Regions from separate parts of the Homo sapiens genome. Here region 2 is linked to region 1. Evidence: chromatin contacts called from ENCODE Hi-C or POLR2A ChIA-PET data. All regions are on one chromosome and are shown on one strand. Each heading gives the region's core, a stretch centred on a gene start or an enhancer-like site at or near the end of the contact. The rest is flanking DNA. Distances are from core to core; before and after follow the strand shown.

Region 1 (5,083 bases), core at 264-2,763:
GCTTTCTATCTGGAAATATTCCAATAGCCTCTTGTTACCTTCTCTGTTCGTATCAACAAGTTCAAATGGGAAAGGACTGTACGTGTTGGGCGAAGATTTTTCAATTTTCAACCCATGTATGGTTTCAAGGATGCAGAAGAGCAGAAACTGTACACAAAATTGAATGTCTGCACACAGCTCTAATATTCTACGGCCATAGCTTTCATCAGATGCTCAAAGGAAACTATGAGCTAAAAAGGTTAAAATAGTACATGACCCTTCTTTCTTTTTTTCTCAGTTTTCAAATGACACGAAGCCTGACAAGATCCTTTAACTATGTAATGCTCTTTCTACAGCTCCAGGATGCTTTCCTTGCTTTTAACCATAAGTGTAATCTGCACCGTGTGTATTTCACTTCCTAACACCCAATCATCCATAACCATAAGAGAACATCAATAACTCAGAAAGCAGTAATACTCCAAGCAATTTATATGTGGTACTAGCATACACCAAATAATTTATATGTAGTACTATATGTTTTTCTGGGGAACAAACTTTCTAATGTGTAGTTTAGACATAAATAGATGGAGTACATAAAAACTAAGTGATCAAAAAGGTGATTAGAAATAGAAGAATAATTATCTTGAACAAATACAAAGGTCCAGCTATAAAGTAGATAATCCACAAAAAGACACAGAATTGGGAACCAGGAGAAACTCAGACCCACAAAATGAAGCTTATCATGCAGAAGACAGCCCAAGAATCCTAGACAATTATTTGATTCATTCAACAAATATTTACAGAGCATCTAATTTACGGCAGGCAGACTTTCTGCGCTTATGTATTCATAGGAATAAAATTAATAAACCAACAACTCTCTCCCTTTCCTCTTCCACACCCACCTTATCGATAATGCTGTTAATAATGAGAGGATTTTTCAAAATGTGCTGCCCAATCCCCGTGTTGAACATGAGTCCTGTAAGAAAATACGAAACAGCATTAATTTTCCTACTGAGATTAGATATTAGGCAGTACCAGAGAAGAAAGCTGCATGGGTATGGGGAAGATTTCTGCGCCAACCAGGGCCACGAAACGTCACGCCAGGACTGACAAACTCTTTATAAGTTCATCCTCCAGCTGGAAAGGAAGTCAGCGGCGACGCGCAGGGCCTGCGGCCGAGTCGGGGACCCACCCCTGCCTTCCGCGCTCACGGGAGCGCGTCCTGACCGGCCTCTGCCGATCAGGTCTTGGTCCGCACCCCAGGCTAGGTCCTGCCGGAAGACCTGACCCGACCGACCCCAGCTTCCTCGCGGGGATCCGCACCTCCAGCGCTCTTCAGCTCCCGGCGCTGCTCCTGCCGCCCGCGGCGGCGGCCGATGGCCCCCGACTTGACCTTCGGCATCTCGGCAGAAAGCGGGCCCACAGGCCCGGGACGTCAAGGAGGACCAAAGAGGGCTAGCGTGAGAAAGCCACCACGTGGGGATCGCCGCCACGCGCCGCCCGCACCACTCTGGCCCAAGCGCCGGAGGGGCAAGGGTCCGCCCCCTCCCGTACGCTCTGAGCTCCTCCTCCAGAAAAAGGGCGGACCTTGGAGCCCACTGACTGCCGGGAATTGGAGTCACAGAGGGAGGAAGGCCGAACCGCGGGAGCCTACAGATCCCAGAAGACACCGCGCTACCGAGGACTGCAGTCTGGAGTTGGAGCCCTTGTCCCAACCAGGGCTGGATAAGAAGGTGTTGGTGTGGTGCTCTCGGTGTTGCGAAGGCTGTTTAAGTTATATGATGAGGTTAAGCCTATGGATGTTTTAGTAGCCTAGGTTCTGGGATCGCTGAGGTCCAAAGAAGTATTCACGTGCCTCGCTCCTGTTTTCCTGAAGCTTGTGGGGGTGGGAAACCCGGGATTTGGGGATGAGCTTGCTCTTTTGTGGGAATGCATTTTTTGCTGCTTGCCCTGGGGAAAAGAACTGCGAGAATGGAATTAACGTCTGGTTTCGCTAGGGCTACTGGTTGCTTCTACTAAGAATAGAAGAGCCGGGCGCGGAGGCTCACGCCTGTAATCCCAGCACTCTGGGAGGCAGAGGCGGGCGGATCACAAGGTCAGGAGATCGAGACCATCCTGGCTAACACGGGGAAACCCCGTCTCTACTAAAAATACAAAAAATTAGCCGGGCGTGGTGGTGGGCGCCTGTAGTCTCAGCTACTTGGGAGACTGAGGCAGGAGAGTGGCGTGAACCCAGGAGGCGGAGGTTGCAGTGAGCCGAGATCGCGCTACTGCACTCCAGCCTGGGCGGCAGAGCGAGACTCCGTCTCAAAAAAAAAAAAAAAAAAAAAGGAATAGAAGAATAATTATCTTAAACAGATACAAAGCTCCAGCTACAAAGTAGATAATCCACAAAAAGACAGAATTGAGAACCAGGAGAAACTCAGACCCACAGAATGAAGCTTATCGTGCAGAAGACAGCCCGTGAATCCTAGAAAATTATTTGATTCATTTAACAAATAATTCAACAAATTCCTTTTGTGCCTCATCATTCACTCCGTAAACATTTATTGAGCTCCAACTGTGTATCAAACACTGCTAGGGATTCTAAGTAAGAAACTTATTTCAAAGTGTATTATATTGACAGAGATGGACAGAAACTCCAAAACGCTGTAAATACGATAACGTATTGGTCGTTGTGACAGGACAGTGTACCTGACTATAAACTCCGTGTGTACCAGGGCCATAATATCCACATCTGTTTTGCCAGCCAGTGTAATGGCTCTTTTAAATTTTTCTGTGTGTATTCTGTTTGGTTGAAGAAATAGCTTCTTCCTGTCATTACTAAAGCTAACTCTCTTTTGAGCAATTCATTGTGTACATTCCCAAACCTTGGTCTTAGGCCCTTCTTTCTTTGATGTAGTTCTAAGTCAGAAAAAAAATCTCGTATACCCTAGTAGCATCTTCAAGTATATGTTTCATTTCATCAATCATTGTTATTCCACAATTCTAAAGAGTACACTGTGCTAGGCACTTCCAAATGTTAATAGGATGGACATGGCCTGGAGAGGTGGCTCATGCCTGTAATCCCAGCACTTTGAGAGGCCAAGGCGAGCGGATCACTTGAGCTGAGAAGTTTGAGATCAACCTGGGCAACAAAGTGAGACCCCGTCTCTACAAAAAATACAAAAATTAGCCAGGCGTGGTGGTGCAGGCCTGTAGTCTCAGCTACTCGGGAAGCTGAGGTGGGAGCCTCACTTGAGCCCGAGAATTTGTAGTGAGCCAAGATTGCACCAACCTGGGCGACAGCATGATACCCTGTTTAAAAAAAAAAAATTAACATGACACAAAACCCTGTGTGTGATTTGTTATTGTTGTTGTTGTTGGGTTTTTTGGTTTTGTTTTTTTGAGACGGTCTCACTCTGTCACCCAGGCTGGAGTGCAGCGGCATGATCTCAGCTCACTGCAACCTCCGCCTGCCGGGCTCAAGCGATGCTCTCACCTCAGCCTCCCGAGTAGCTGAGACGACAGACATGAATCATCTTGTCCAGCTAATTTTTGTAATTTTTGTAGAGGCGGGGTCTCACTTTGTTCCCCAGGCTGATCTCAAACTTCTCAGCTCAAGTGATCTGCCTGCTTTGGCCTCTAGGTTGCATTTCTTCTGTGAAATAAAAGGCAAGTTTTTCTGTAGAGAAGGAGCTGTGGAGGTGGTAGGACAAGGGGCATGAGTGCGGAGAAGGTTTGAAGATCCTTTATGCGCAATGGGAGAGGAAGATTAGAGGGAACTCAAGAAGACATGGCATGTCTTCCAGCTAAATGTGGAGCCCAGTATCTCCAATGTGTACTGCTGTGTAACCACAGCCTGGAGACAAGAGCAGAGAAGGCAAAATTGTTCTTTTGATTCATCAATGAATGACCACTATTGCTCCCTAGAATAGCATTGTAGGCCTTTCAAATTAAGTTCCTATTTACCTTACTTATTTACTTCCCAACGTTATCAAGTTCCTTTTTCTTCCTTAAACATCTTTATACCTCGGCTTTGTGAGTGCTCTTCCTTTTGCATTCTCGACCTTCCCCTGGCTAACTTTTGTTTGCTGTTAAAGACACAACTCATATATATAATATAAATATATATATTTAAATATAAATATAAACATATATAAATATAAATATATATATATATATATATTTTAAGATAGAGCCTTGCTCTGTCACCCAGGCTGCAGTGCAGTGCCATGATCTTGGCTCACTGCAACCTCAGCCTCCCAGATTCAAGCTATTCTCATGCCTCAGCCTCTCAAGTAGCTGGGATTGCAGGCGTGCACCACCACCACGCTGGCTAATTTTTTTTTTTTTTTTTGTATTTTTAGTAGAGATGGGTTTTCACCATGTTGCCCATGCTGGTCTTGAACTGGCCTCAAGTGGTCTGCCCGCCTTGCCCTCCCAAAGTGCAGGGATTACAGGCATGAGTTACCGTGCCTGGCTTCAAATGTTATATTTTTAAAATAGTGGCCCAGGCTGGGTTGCAGTGAGGCAGACGTTGCAGTGAGTTGAGTTTGCTCCACTGCACTCCAGCCTAGGTGACAGAATAAGACTCCGTCTCAAAGAAAGAAAGAAAAGAGGGAGGGAGGGAGCGAAGGAAGGAAAGGAAGAAGGAAGGAAGGAAAGGAAGAAGGAAGGAAGGAAGGAAGGAAGGAAGGAAGGAAGGAAGGAAGGAAGGAAGGAAGGAAGGAATCCTGAATACTATAAACAAGATTCTTCTATGAATGTATTCTTTAGAATGATCTAAATATGTGGCTGGGCATGGTGACTCACGCCTATAATCCCAGCACTTTGGGAGGCCAAGGCGGGTGGATCATTTGAGGTCAGGAGTTCGAAACCAGCCTGGTCAACATAGTGAAACCCTGTCTCTACTAAAAATACAAACATTAGCTGGGTATGGTGGTGTGCACCTGTAATCCCAGCTACTCTGGAGGCTGAGGCAGGAGGCAGAGGTTGCGGTGAGCTGAGATTGCGCCACTGCACTCCAGTCTGGGCAACAGAGTGAGACCCTGTCTCAAAAACAAAAACAAACAAACAAAAAAGAATGATCTAAATATTTTTAGATAATCATAAAGACTATGTT
Region 2 (5,083 bases), core at 1,349-3,848, 2.7 Mb after region 1:
TGGAAAAATTGCTCTGGTTACATTATGGGGAATGGATTGCAGGAGGAATGAGGTAACGGCGGCCTGTGGGACTGAGAAATATTTAGGAGGTAGGGCTTTGAATCCAGACTGCCTGGGTTCCAATCCTAGCTCCATCGCTTTTAAGCTGTGTGACTTCAGGCAAATTACTCACCTTCTTTTGCTTCAATTTCCTCATCTGTATACTATGAGAGACTCCACCTTTTGGGTTGTTGTGAGGCTGAAATGAGTTAACATATACCTATATAGGACTTTTCATAATGCCTAAAGCATATTAAGCTCTAAGTCTGATTGTTATTTAAATACACAGGATTTAGTGGATGATTAAATAAAGGAGGTGGGGGAGAGAGAAAAGAGTCAAAGATGGTTGATAAGGTTGAATGATAAAGATGCCAGGTAAAGGCACAGGTTAATTTAGTATGAGGAGCCAGTGAGACATCCATGTAGAGATGTCTAGTTCACAGCCAGATGGCCTGACTTTCTTGTTCACCAAGTATCCCTGAAGCCTAGGACATTAAGAGCTAGAGAATGATAATAAAATTCAGTCCCTGCTTTTGAGGAGCTAAATAAGCAGAATGGTAAGGGTTTGACAGAAGAATCCACTGGGTGCACATGGGATGGCTCCTGCCTAAGCTCAGGTCGGCAGGGAAGACCTTCCAGGGGAGAGGTACTGACCTCGGTTGTGAAAGACAAGTAGGAGCTACTCAGCTGATGGGAGCAGGGAGAGGAATGAGGCAGGGGCTATGCTGGGAGAGAGGACAGATATGCAACAGCACAACAGCAGGAGAACAGTGTGGATGGAACAAAGGTTGCAGAGGAGAACAATGGGAGATAGAACAAGGAAAAGGCAGGGGCTGATCTTATAAATGGTGCTTTGGAGTTCAGACTTTACTCCCTCTTCACAACACGGTGTGAAGTTGACTTTTCTTTTTTTCTCACTCACTTTTTCTAGGAAATGCTGGCTTTTAAAAATGTCTCCAACACATGAAATGCTCTTGCCTCATTAGGAAAATAGTTCATAGTGGATCTATTTTATCAATGTGGTAGGTCGTTACACAGTCTTTTGTGGTCCTGCACTCCTCTGTAATGCTGCATCAAAGGGTTTGTTCAGGTTGGAGGCCTGGCTACCTTTCTCTCTGTAGGATGCCCAGGGCAATTTGATGACAGTCTGATGGTAACAAGGAAGCTTCTCTGCTCCTCTTCATGTGTTAAGTTCATGGCAAAGAGCCAGCTAGCACCCAGACCTTGTTTCCCGTCAAAGCGCCTGTCTCTCTCAACATGATTTTTTCTTTCTGCCTTTGAGGCTTGGTAAAGCCATCCAAAATTTCAGCCAGAAATGTAGCTGCAGGCAAACGCTGACAAAACATCCTTGTGATTTTCCACCATCAGGAGCCCAGGTGTGCCCCTCGTGACTTCATGCCCTTCCCCCTCACACTCCACAGACCTCAGTTACCGTTGACTGCCTGTAGCAGCACCAGGCCACCGAATCTGGCCTGAGGAGACACAGGCTGCTAATTTTCCAACCCCAGTGAAATTTCTTGAAATTTCACACAGGTTTCAAGAAATGGCCGTGCGCACAGAGCAGCCTTCTGAGTAGCTGGGGTTACTCCTGGAAGGCTGCTCTGTGCCCACAGTCACAGCATTCCCAGAGTGGCTAATGTTTCCCCAAGGTGTACTTCCTCCTGGACCCTGGGGTTCACTGGAGATAGGAGAGGCAACATGTTCATTGGAAAGTTCTGTGACTCAATAGGAAATCAGATCTGGGTTCAAATCTTGGCTTAGCCACTCACTAGTTGTGTGATCTCAGAAAAGCTAAACATTTATTTCCTCACCAATAAAATCTTCTGTAAAACATAAGGATGATAATGACTACTTTGAAGAGTTGTTGAATGAATTAGAAACAGTTATATAAAGAGCCTAGTATGAGGTAAGCATTTAGAAACTGACAGCTACCATTAATAGTAGCATTTTGTAGCATTAGAGCCTTAGGGTATTGGACTGCAAGATTTCAGAGTTTCTGAGAACAGAGGGTGGACGTGCACAGTTTCCTGCCAGGTCAGGCAATGAGGTAGGTTAGAGGTAGGGAGGTGATCATACCCTGGCCTCCAGGGATTAAGAGCCTCTCCCTGATTATTGACCTGTTCCCCATGGGACAGTAGGGAGGTTAAAGGGTGTATCTTTTTCAGTAATTCACCTCTTCTCTGGTCAGGGGCATAGATTCCCTAGCTTCAGGGACTCCTCTGTCTTCTTTAGAAACCTCTTTTGCAATTTCCCCAATGCTAATATTTAATACATAATTTTATAATTAGCACGCCCCAGTCACCATCTCCAACTGGTCTGCAACACCCTCTGGAACTTCAGTGTGATGGAACCTGTAATGCTCCCCTGTCCTCCCTCCACAGAGTTGGCTGTGGGAGTCTCTCTCCTCATTCCTATTAGGTCTATTCCAGGCATATCCTCACTCACTGCCGGTTGGTATCTCAATCCAGCTGCATTCTTTGTTCTGGAATCATTCCAAACAGGGAAGGTCAGATATAATGCACATACAACCTACCTTTCAGGCATATAAACTTCAAATCCACTCTACAACTGTGCCTGAGCTGTAGGCGTGGCAGGAAAAAGCAGAATGCTGCAAGGCTCCTCGAGTCAAATCCTTTGGGATTTGAGCAATCTTCCCAGCCAGACGTTACAATATGCTAACACCCTTGTGAGTCATGAAGTCACTCATGGTCAATTCTGTTTGGAGAACAGGATGAATAATTGAAAGTAACTGGGTGTTTGCCTGAATCCAGGCCTAACACAGTATTTATTCTGTTTTTTTGTCTCTTTTTGCCGAAAACAAACATGTCTGGTTTCTCTTCTTCCCCCACTTACCCTGCCTACCCCTTCACTGGATCTCAAAGGAAAGTTCAAAGCCTTTCGCACAGTTAGACCCTATAGGGTGGCCCTATCTCCTTCTCCAGCATCTCTCTGCTTACCTAGAAAGACCAGACATGAGGGCAGCCACATCCTTAGGGTACGGACCGAAAAGCCATAAACTTAATTTTCTTTAACTTTTTCTGTTGGAATAATTTAAGACTTACAGACAAGTTGGAAAAATGAAACAGAACATTCCTCCATTTCCTTAAACTATCTTCCCTTGTTAACATCTTATGTAACCATAGTACAATGATCAAAACCAGGAAAATAACACTGGTACAATACTATTAACTACACTACAGTCTTTATTCAAATTTCAACAGTTTTTCCACTAATATCTTTTTTCTGTTTTAATAGTATCCAATCTGGGTTCCCATGTTGCATTTAATTGTCACAGCTTTTTAATTTCCTTCAATCTGTAATCATTTCTCAGTCATTAATTATTTTTCATGATCTTAACTCTTTTTTTTTTTTTTTTTTTTGAGACAGAGTCTCACTCTGTCACTCAGGCTGGAGAGCAGTGGCATGATCTCTGCTCACTGCAACCTCCACCTCCTGGGTTCAAGCAATTCTCCTGCCTCAGCCTCCTGAGTAGCTGGGATTACAGGCACGTGCCACCATGCCTGGCTAATTTTTGTGTTTTTAGTAGAGATGGGGTTTCACTATGTTGGTCAGGCTGGTCTCAAACTCCTGACCTCAAGTGATCCACCCGCCTCAGCCTCCCAAAATGCTGGGATTACAAGCGTGAGCCACCACGCCCAGCCGACCTTGACTCTTTTAAAGAGTACTGTTCAGTTATTTTGTATAACATGCCTACATTTGGACTTGTCTGATATTTTATCGTGGTTAAATGGATATTATATGGTATTTTTTAGCAAAATTACCACAGACATGAAGGTGTGCCCTTCTCAATGCATCATATCGGGGTAAATGCTGTTGATAGGTCTTATTACTAGTGATGATAACCTTGAACATTATTGATTAGAATTATATTCTTTATGCTTAGCTCCTAAACATTTGTTCCTCTTCTCTAATTATCCTTACTCCCTTGGTGAACTCATCCTTTCTCATGGGTTGGAGTACCTTCTGTCTAATCCCCAAAGATACCCAAATTTATACATTTTTTTCTGGATCTCTCCTCTGAGCTTTAGTCCATATATCCAACAGCCTACTCAATCTTTCCACTTGCTTATCGAAAAAAGGCCTCAAACATAATTCAAAATCAAACCCCTGGCTGGGTAAGGTGGCTCACGCCTGTAATCCCAGCACTTTGGGAGGCCAACGCGGTGGATCACCTGAGGTCAGGCGTTCAAGACCAGCCTGACCAACATGGAGAAATGCTGTCTCTACTAAAAATACAAAAATTAGCCGGGTGTGGTGGCACATGCCTGTAATCCCAGCCACTTGGGAGGCTGAGGCATGAGAATAGCTTGAACCTGGGAGGCAGAGGTTGCTGTGAGCTGAGATCACACCACTGCACTCCAGCCTGGGCAACACAGAGAGATTCTGTCTCAAAAAAAAAAAATAAATAAAATTAAAATAAAAAAATAAAACCACAGAATTTCCAGAAGTCTTCTACAGTTTAGTAAATGGCAATCCATCTTTCCAGTAGCTCAAACCAAAAGGCTTGGTGTCATCCTATTCCTCTCTTTCATTCTCACTACAACCAATTCATCAGAAAGTGCTGCCGGTTCTATATTCAGAATCTATCCAGGACCTAGCCACTTCTCACCACCTTCTCAGCCACCACCTTGATCTAAGCCACCACTACCATCTTCTATCTGGATTATGGTAATTAATGGTAATCTGGATTATTGTCACCCAACTGGTCTCTTGATTTTGGGCTTGTCCTCCTACAAGACAGACTCTGCCTCCTTCTGCAATCATGCCTCTGTGACTTTAACAGCTACTATGCTCCCCTAGCTCTTCCTTGAAAACACCAAGCATGCTTTTGCTTCAAGGCTTTGCTCATTATTTTCTCCCAAAATTTAGTTCCTTTTTTCAGTATTCCCCTGCTTAGTAAATGTGCAACCAATCCAGTTGCACAAATTGGAGTCTTGCAATTCTCCTTGATGATTACCTCTGCCCTATTCCTCATGTTCAATCCATCATCAAACCTTGTGGTTTTTTCCTCCACATAAATAAT

Evidence for each region. A loop is a pair of places that touch in the nucleus more often than their neighbours do. ChIA-PET counts read pairs that join two places held with the same protein, here RNA polymerase II (POLR2A). Pooled maps may share reads with other maps.
Region 2: a pooled map shows a loop between it and region 1 (2.4-fold over the local background). The contact joins the enhancer-like site here to the promoter of DIMT1 in region 1. A Hi-C loop is called at or near these places in 1 of 37 single-sample maps with no recorded cell type and 1 of 50 pooled maps. POLR2A ChIA-PET finds 5 or more read pairs at or near these places in 1 of 52 experiments (IMR-90).

Annotation. Positions count from the first base shown.
Region 1 is chr5:62,402,392-62,407,474 of GRCh38, forward strand. DIMT1 (DIM1 rRNA methyltransferase and ribosome maturation factor) reads right to left here and starts at 1,514. Exons shown (of 12, transcript NM_014473.4): 1 at 1,303-1,514; 2 at 882-955. The coding sequence starts at 1,381. RefSeq lists an enhancer at 1,435-1,724.
Region 2 is chr5:65,060,225-65,065,307 of GRCh38, forward strand. All of the region lies in intron 1 of LOC107986419 (a long non-coding RNA gene), which reads left to right. Among named protein-coding and RNA genes, the nearest start is that of CWC27, 290 kb to the left of the region's middle. Within about 2 kb of position 2,599, at least 10 of the 41 ENCODE cell types and tissues checked have a DNase peak (open chromatin) inside an H3K27ac peak, as active enhancers do.